2 separate regions of the Homo sapiens genome follow, and region 1 is linked to region 2. A link is an interaction called in ENCODE POLR2A ChIA-PET data of the cell type or tissue named here. Cell type or tissue: PC-9. All regions are shown on one strand. Links, peaks and the distances in the headings refer to the core of each region. The heading gives the core; the rest is flanking DNA.

Evidence for each region. ChIA-PET counts read pairs that join two places held together with the same protein. Peaks named below come from ENCODE experiments on the same cell type or tissue, not always from the same donor. Only the 100,000 strongest peaks of a DNase experiment are listed, where the experiment ranks them.
Region 1: POLR2A ChIA-PET joins it to region 2 with 8 read pairs; 2 of 35 experiments call an interaction of 5 or more read pairs at or near these places.

The regions. Positions count from the first base shown.
Region 1 is chr9:78,100,395-78,104,803 of GRCh38, reverse strand. No RefSeq gene overlaps it. Among named protein-coding and RNA genes, the nearest start is that of GNAQ, 71 kb to the right of the region's middle. In PC-9, for the core only: no CTCF peak of the experiment used is centred there; no DNase peak of the experiment used is centred there.
Region 2 is chr9:77,924,296-77,928,704 of GRCh38, reverse strand. All of the region lies in intron 1 of GNAQ (G protein subunit alpha q), which reads left to right. Among named protein-coding and RNA genes, the nearest start is that of GNAQ, 110 kb to the left of the region's middle. In PC-9, for the core only: no CTCF peak of the experiment used is centred there; a DNase peak (open chromatin) is centred at 2,214; H3K27ac peaks cover 1,992 bases.

The sequences.
Region 1 (4,409 bases), core at 200-4,199, 180 kb before region 2:
ATGAGTTAAACACTGTAATATTTAATTTATTTGTGTTGTCTCATATATTCTTCATGACCACCCAGGAGGCAAATGTGTTCATTAATTCATCCATTTTCCTAACAATTATTTATTAATGTCTATTATATGCCAGGATTTGTGTGAGGTATCAAAATACATAAGATGAATAAGAAACAACTACAAGAAACAGCAAATCTAAACACATAAGATTTATTTTGATGTCTCTATTTTGATTTTCTCCATTTCCAGTGAGGAAATTGAGGCTCAGGGAAGTTGTATAATTTGCCCACGTTCACCCGATACTGTAAATTATTACCTGAACTAGGATTAGCACTGATGCTCACATCTTCATTTTCATGAACTTAATGTGAGCAGTAACTTACCCCATGGTAAAAGGTGAGGTGCCTGCCACTTGCTTAATGGGGCAAAGGGTGAGGATTCGGCAACACTTGGTGGTGGTGAAAGAAGTCTTCCTTCCTCATTCTCAATAATTGTTCTCTGAAAGGTTACATAATGAAGAAGATATTTTTAAAAGTCTGCTTCGTAACCTCAAGTACAACCTGGAAATGTTGCCTTCATATCATGGATCAAGTAAGTTAATATCACCAGACATCTGCTGTTTAAAATAAGGAAGCATTTGGTTTCTGTTTCTGAGAGAGGATCTAGAACGATATGGCTTTAGATGGACTAGACTCAGAGTAGTTTCCTGAACGGAATGAAAAACTTGTGGTCATGGGCTCTGCGGTGAAAAGAGTTCCACTGAATGCAAGTGACAGAAACTCATTTCGACATACATTAAGCAAAAAATGAAAGGTTATTTGCACACATACTGGGACATTAGAGGTGAATCCAGGGACTCAAGTAATGTTCTCAGGACTATTTTTCTCCCCTTCTCTAGTGGGCTTTAATTTCTCAGTCTAATTTTACGCAGCAGGATTGCTCTAGAGTGGGGAAAGTGGCTGCCAGCTTTCCCACGTTTTCATCATCACAGCTCTATCCACATATCAAATCTCAGGGAAGAACACTGATTAGCTATGCTAGGATCATATGCTTTCCCTTGGACCAATCACTATTATCCAAGCAATATAGCACCATGATTGATCAGGCCTGGACATCATGCCCATCACTGTAACCATTGGTGATTGAGAGCCTCAACAAAATTTCATGGAAATCTTGTCCCAAAGAAGGAAATGATGGGAAGGCAAATGAACACAACAAAACAAAAAATCTACGATAAAATCTCTCTTTAAAATCCTATGGCCTTTGAGGCTGGGCGCTGTGGCTCACGCCTGTAATCCCAGCACTTTGGGAGGTCGAGGCGGGCAGATCACGAGGTCAGGAGATCTAGACCATCCTGGCCAACATGGTGAAACCCCGTCTCTACTAAAAATACAAAAATTAGCTGGGCATGTGGCGCGCACCTGTAGTCCCAGCTACTGGGGAAGCTGAGGCAGGAGAATCACTTGAACCTGGGAGGCAGAGGTTGCAGTGACCCAAGATCGCGCCACTGCACTCCAGCCTGGCGACAGAGTGAGACTCCATCTCAAACAAACAAACAAATAAACAAACAAAAAACGATGGCCTTTGAAAGTTTGATTTAGCTAAAAGTGAGAGAAAGACTTCAGTGACTTGAGATTTACTGATTTTTAAAAGTTGTGTAATGTTTATGAACTGTAGGAGGGAAACTACTGTACAACTCAGGGGCACCATTCATATTATCTACAATTAGTTATATATTGACTAAAATGTGATTGGTGCCCCCTGAAGTTATGCAGTGTGATGGACCTGAACAAGAACAAAGTGATTAGAAATGGGTCCCATTGATGTTCAAAATTTTGTTTAGCTGATTGCATATACATATAAACTAAACATGCTATTTGTAGCTTTAGTGCATCTGATTGGTTGTTGACAACAGTGTTTACATCCTGAGAGAGCAGAAGAATAAACTGTTGCGTAGATTGCTGTCAAGTCTGAGTTATTCTAGCAGCAGAGTTATTTATTGACTATAAAAAAAATCTTGCTATTTCCATCTGGCTGTCTGCTTGATGAAACATATTTCCAGATAAAATGTAAGCAGAGGAAAATCCCTTTTGTTCCACCTAAAAAACATCATTGGCTTCTAGAACATGAATACTATGCTCACGAGTAAACCTGCTCCAAGGGATACTTCTGAAGATGGTTATTTAATAGCTTTAGCTTTAGAAGAACAATTAGGGTGGCCATTAGTTTTCAATATTTCAAGCACAAATCTTTTAAATAGCATCAATCTCAAAGCAATGTAGAAACTACCCATTTTCTTGAGCTTTTGTCTCAATCAATGCTGTTTAAAATAGTTAAAAAAATAAATTTCATTGAACATGAATTAAGTCTTAAATCAAATGATTTGCAGGATTTGAAGGACTTTTATCCATTTAATAACTTGCTAAGATGAGACTATGATTTACTTGGTAAAAAAAATTATAGCCCATGAATCACTGGGTTACCACTCATTAATTATTATTGACTGTGTTAGGATAGTATTTTACAGAAGAAAAATATCATGACTTTCACAGTAAAGTAAGCATTACAATAAGAATGACAATTTGTTCATGAAAACTAGTAGCAGAATTGAAAAGGGCCTCTGGGGCAATTGAGTTTCTCCCCAAATTTGTTGACTGAATAGCTGCCATTATTCTTCAGGGCTTTCTCAACAGGTGGCTGTCAGATCCAGGTCTGCCTGCTATTGGTAACAGCATTTCTTCAACATCAGCCAGCATCAGGCCCCATTATCTTGAACTCTTTATAAGCTTTCTTTCCTTCAGCTTCAAAATTTCTTGCGTTAGTTCATAGTCTTTCTTGCTTTTATAGGAAATTCCAGATCTCTCCTTTTCTAAATCAAATTTGATCTGTTAATAACATATAGCATGTACCTATTTAGAATGTCATCTTCCCCTTGCAGACTTTCAGTAAATATTTTATTGTCAAGGTTTGCCCACATTTACTCCTATCCAAATCTGATTAATCGACTTGCTGAATGGTATTCACTATGAAAACTTGGTCCTCAATGTTGAGTCTTTAAAACAAATATATTTGTCTAGTTATTTGTCCATCGATTCACCCCTGCATTTCCTCACACACACTCAGAAATTGGCACACAAACTGCATATGCATAGCTTCTAGGGGCTTGGAGAAAGCATCAGTTAGAGCCTGCTCCCCAGAGCTGCCTTATGTTGTGATGTAGATGCACATCAAGTTTAGAATCAAGAATGTTAGAGTGAAAGTAACCAATGAAAAACTGAGGTCCAGAACTGTTACTGTGATGTGCCTGAGCCACGGCCACATTGAGTGAAACATGATGCACCTCACCTTCTAGGTTAGTGCTTTGTCTTTCTGCCCCCCTTGTTTTCCTGTGTGAATTTGATCTTGAAAATTAGCCACGTGTGAAGCAAGCCTAAATCAACACTCCTCTGTAAAATAGACAAGGTGAATTCAAGATTACTGTGACTCAGCTCTTAAATTCTGTCATTTAACAATCAACATTTCTGTGAAGTAAATAATTACTCCTTAATTCATATTCTTTTTTTTTTTTTTTTTTTTTTTTGAGAGGGAGTCTCGCTCTGTTGCCAGGCTGGAGTGAAGTGATGCGATCTCAGCTCACTGCAACCTCCACTTCAGGCGATTCTCCTGCCTCAGCCTCCCGAGTAGCTGGGCACTACAGGCGCGTTCCACCTCACTCAGCTAATTTTTGTATTTTTCTAGAGACGGGGTTTCACTATGTTGGCCAGGATGGTCTAGATCTCCTGACCTTGTGATCCACCCGCCTTGGCCTCCCAAAGTGCTGGGATTACAGTCATGAGCCATATATTCTTTTTTAAAAAATAGAATTTTAGTTTAGAATATCTTTCAATGTACTTAATTTTTGCAAAGATAGTACAGAGTTCTCATACACCCCACACCCAATTTCTCCTAACATTTTTTCCTGTATATTTGTCACAATTAATAAACCAATATTGATATATTATTATTAATTTTATTTTCTTTTGTAACATTATAGTTTGGTTTTACATTAAAGGAGATGTGCTATCATTTTTTGAAGGGAGTATGTAATCTTATCTGATATATTACATGAAAATTATCAGCAAGTCATAATTATTTAACGTTATTCTTCATATTTCTGACCTCGTGTCCTTTTTTCCAATGTACAAAGCTTTCATCTATTTGTTAATCAAATACTTATATTGTGTTTACTGTGTGTCAGACACTGTTCTAGGTCCTCTGTAAACAGTAAGCATTTAATCCTCATAACATACCTACATATTATTATCATCCTCAATTTGGAGATGGGAAATTGATGCTCAGAGAATTTAAGTAACTTGCTCAAAGTCACACAGTGCAATCTAGCTCCAGAGTCATGTTCTTCGTCTCACATG
Region 2 (4,409 bases), core at 318-4,317:
GTTTTTTAGTATATTCAGGAAGTTCTGCAACCAACTGATGTTAGTTTTTAATACACAAATGTTTACTACGGGCACTCCAAGAAAATGCTCTTGTACCTTTGAATAACCTTGTATGATCAAGTGACTCTTCTGGGAGGATTTTACCACACTGAGAAGTCCAGGACTGACATGACCTTCTAATACTTTCAGTGAATGAATTTTCAATGTGTTTTGCCTGTCTTTTCCTTTAAAACAACTTAACTGGATTAGTTATTATTAATAGTCCTGGTTACCACTAAATTACATGTCCAGTTTCCACTTGTAGTTGGTTATACTAAATTCAGTTCTGTTCTGTGTTAAATTTTAAAAATTGTCTGGGATCTTCTGCACGACCATGCTGGGGACAAATGGTTAATTGTATTCAACTCTTGCCCTCAACAGACAGTCATGAAAAGACGGGAAGTTATGGCAACTTTGGTCTTAGAGCTGCTGTGTTTCAAATGCAGGATTTTAATCTAAGTAGAGGAAAATGTGCAGAAAACAGAATACACATATTTTAAAGTAGATATAGCCTGGAATGTGGACAACACATGGATTGAGTTTTGACTCAGTGTTATTGAATACTTTTTTCTTTGCAGGTGTGGATTGATGATGTGCTTATTGGTAGAAAATTTCTCCTTAAAATTTCTAGTTCTACTTCATCCAAGTGTATGTGAAAGTAGCCCAAGTTCAGATGAGGTGGTGCTGAGATTTCATGTTTCAAACTCCTAGCTTAAACCAGTGGACCTGAAGTACAGTTACTCTATAATTCAGCTCCATGAGTCTTGGGTTTTGTTCTTGGCTGTTGTTTATCTGGGTGCTGACCAATTAAGAGAGTGGGGTGGGGGCATTCGTCCTGAGCCTTCCCATTCATTAAGATCTTCAGATTAGACTTCTGATAGTTTGACAATATCTCCAGATACAGTCATGAAAGGCCCTGGCAGTGTGAAATAAATATATTCATTGTGTAACTTTAAATGCCACAGTTTTGGTAACTGTTTTGGCATAACAGAGACCCTTGAAAAAAAAAAGTAGAAGTGGTATGGGCTTCCCTCAGTCTGTGAGAGGCCCTGGTAAGGTGTGTTTTCTGCCCCCACCCCCTTTTTTTTCTTCAGAGTAAAGATGATAAACCATGTAGACCCTTGAAGTTCCTGGTAGTATTCAGTGATTGTTTTCCAGAGCCCTTGTATGGAAATGGGCACCACCATCCTTCGGAGCAGTGGCAGTAATAACTGACATTTTTTAAGCATTGAGCAATGCTTCTGTATATGTGGTTTGGCCTTGGCAGCTCTTTTGATAACATAATAGCCCAAGAAGCCAGTTTAAGTGAGAGAAGGAACCAATGAGTCCACGATTGCTTTCAACAATAAATGCTAATTTATTACCATTAAGAAGGTACATATGATTGGATTTAAAATGGTCATTTTACTATTTGCAGACTATATCATGCAAATAGGCAAAATAATCATTGTAAACATATATATGGCTTATGTGAATCAGACACATAGAGTAAATACAGATTTTTGGCAGAACTTGTATGTGGGAATCCTGTTGTGTTGAAAAGATCTTGGGGGGAAGAAAAGGCCTAAAATGGAAGCATCAGATTGTGTGAGAGTGTGTGTCTAATGTGATGTATTCTAACAGCTTACAAATTGATGCACTGTATCATAGTATATTGAGTTTGTGTTTGATGTTTGTTCTGATGGAAGGAGATGTGAATGAACTGGAGATTGCTCTCTGTGCTTTATCCTGATCTAGCGAATAGGGAAGAAAAATTAGTATTCCTTATAGCCAATTACGCACACTGGATGAAGTGGCCTTCTCATAGCATGGTTCTTAAATAGTCTCATTTCTGGGTAATCTCATTTCTGGGTATTTAGATGAGCTGAGATAAGAAAAGGCAGAGTACTTGCCTGAAGGTACAAATAACTTTTATGGGGATATTTTCAAGTCATATTTATATAGGCCATTGAAAGAGCAGGGTTTTTTCTGGGACTCACACCCTTGTGTGTGTTCATTTGCTTGTTAAAGTTATTAAATGACTTGATTGGAGATATATTTAAATTAGCAAAAATGAGATCCTTATCCCTCCCCTAGATATTTTATGTAAGGGCTTGTCACCAGATTTTATAGTACCAGTGGTCTTGGAAGCAGAGTCATATTTCTTTAGATTGGTCAGAGTTATTTGTGCTTTTCATTGCCCTATGCTGTGAAAAGACATTAGTCATCACTGCATTCTTGAAATAATCTACTAGTAGAAAAGTCTGCTTTTTTTCATTCAGAGATAGAGAATTGTGAAGTCTCTTACAGTTTTCATTTTCATGTGGCCTTAGGAAACAACATAATTTTATGTAATTTGGGAACAGCTGTTTTTTTATTATACCAAAATTTTTCATACTAATCAGGACTAGATTGTTAAAATGGCCATTTCAAACTCAGAGAGTATGGTATAATTCTATAAAAATAGGAGAATGACACATGAAATTTGGCTTACACATTTGTTAGAAATAATTCATTTGTCTCTGTCATAGAACTGTATGGAACAAAGAAGCTGAGTTTTTTTCTTTGTTGATGTTTTAGTCCATATGCATTTGGCCTTCCCTATTCGCGGGTTCCATATCCATGGATTCAACCAACATTGGATAGAAAATATTTTTTAAAAGCCATAAAAACAATACAACAGTAAAAATAATACAAATGACAATACAGTATGACAACTATTTACATAGCATTTACATTGTATTAGGTATTATAATTTAGAGATGTTTTAAAGTATTTGGGGGATGTGTATAGGTTATATGCAAATATTATACCATTTTATATCAGGTACTTGAGCATCCTTGGGTTTTGGTGTCCAAAGAGGGAAATCCTGGAACCAATCCCTTGTGGATACCAATGTATGACTCTGGTTTTTTGGCTGAATTCTGTTCTAGTGCCAAATAATACCTTAATTTCCTACTTTTATTATTCTGCCTACAATATTTGCATCATACAGATTTTTCTTACGTGAAACTTTGCCTTCACTTTGAATTCACAACATTTGTATAATAAAATGAAAATGTGAACATTAAGTTCTTGAGTGAAATTTACCTGGAATTTAGGGCTGGTCAATTGGAAGATGGCAGCAAGATTCAAAATGGGTCCCTTTAATTGAAATAACATTCAGAAATTCAAAATTAGCTTAAAGGGAGAAAAACTGGGTGTAGTCAAAGCCCAGATGAGATATTTTTAAATTGTGGGCAATAGAAGTGAATTATCATGGATTTAGGATAATTGTGAAAATCATGCCCAGACCTGTTTCTTTATCATGATTGGCTTCCAGAAGTGTGTCATGAGAATGAGTTACTGAATAGAAAACACTTTATAAATAAAAGATTTATAGAGAACAGGACAGAGGAGAAAGAGAGGATGCCCTCCATTCCCTTGTATTCCTTGTCCTTCATTTGATTGGTATTTGTGCTAGTCAGAGCTCCAGAAGGAAACGAACAGCACACTCCAGTGTGGGGATTGAGGAGTGGACCAGGTGTAAGTAACTTGTAAGAGCTGGTGCAGTAACCTGGGGCCAAGCAATAGCTGGACAAGGCAAGGGAGCAGTTGTTGGGACCCAGAGAGAGCAGCAGTATGGAGAGGGCCACCCAGCAGGAGCTGGGACCTTTTGAAGGCAACATAGCACACCTGTGCTGCCACTGCAGCGAGGAAGCTAGGAGAATAAATGCCCCTTCCTGTTTGTCCCGCTCTCTGGTTTCCTCTTGGCTAAGCCCAAGCAGAAGACAGAATATAACAAAGCTGTTGAAATCCCTATTGGTCAGCCTCCTGGGGGTACCCAGCAAGATGAGATGGTTGAGAAAGGATCCCTGGGTGTGTTTCTGGCCAACAGGAAAATATCTTAGAGTTGATACTTTTATTGTTTTTTCTTTCCTCTTAATTTATCCTAATTCATTCATCAGTCACATGTTTGGCCCCTACTTGGAGTCTACATTAGTGTGATATCCAGTGTGTGGACAGTGCCCAGGGGCTTGGTGACTAGATCCAAAGAAGTGCCAAATGTTGACTGCTCTTGCCCAACGTGATTTCATTTAAACACATGCCAGTGTGCTTATACTTCATATACTTTCTCTTTTTTGGTGGGGGCGTAGGGTAGTGATAAGTATATAAAAATTTCTCAGGTGACCAGGAGAAAAAAGGTCCTGTTGCCTGATATTAACCTCACAAATTAGGATTTCTTCTTTTTTTATTGTGAATTAATGATTGTTTACACTTGGGCCTTCAGAGCAAACCTTTGGCTCTGGGATCGTGATAATAAAGAAACAATCGGGATTTTTTTTGTCTTGTATACTTTTAATTGCTTGGGAGAGTAAAAATACTAGTTTCTATAAATCGTTGGTTGATAA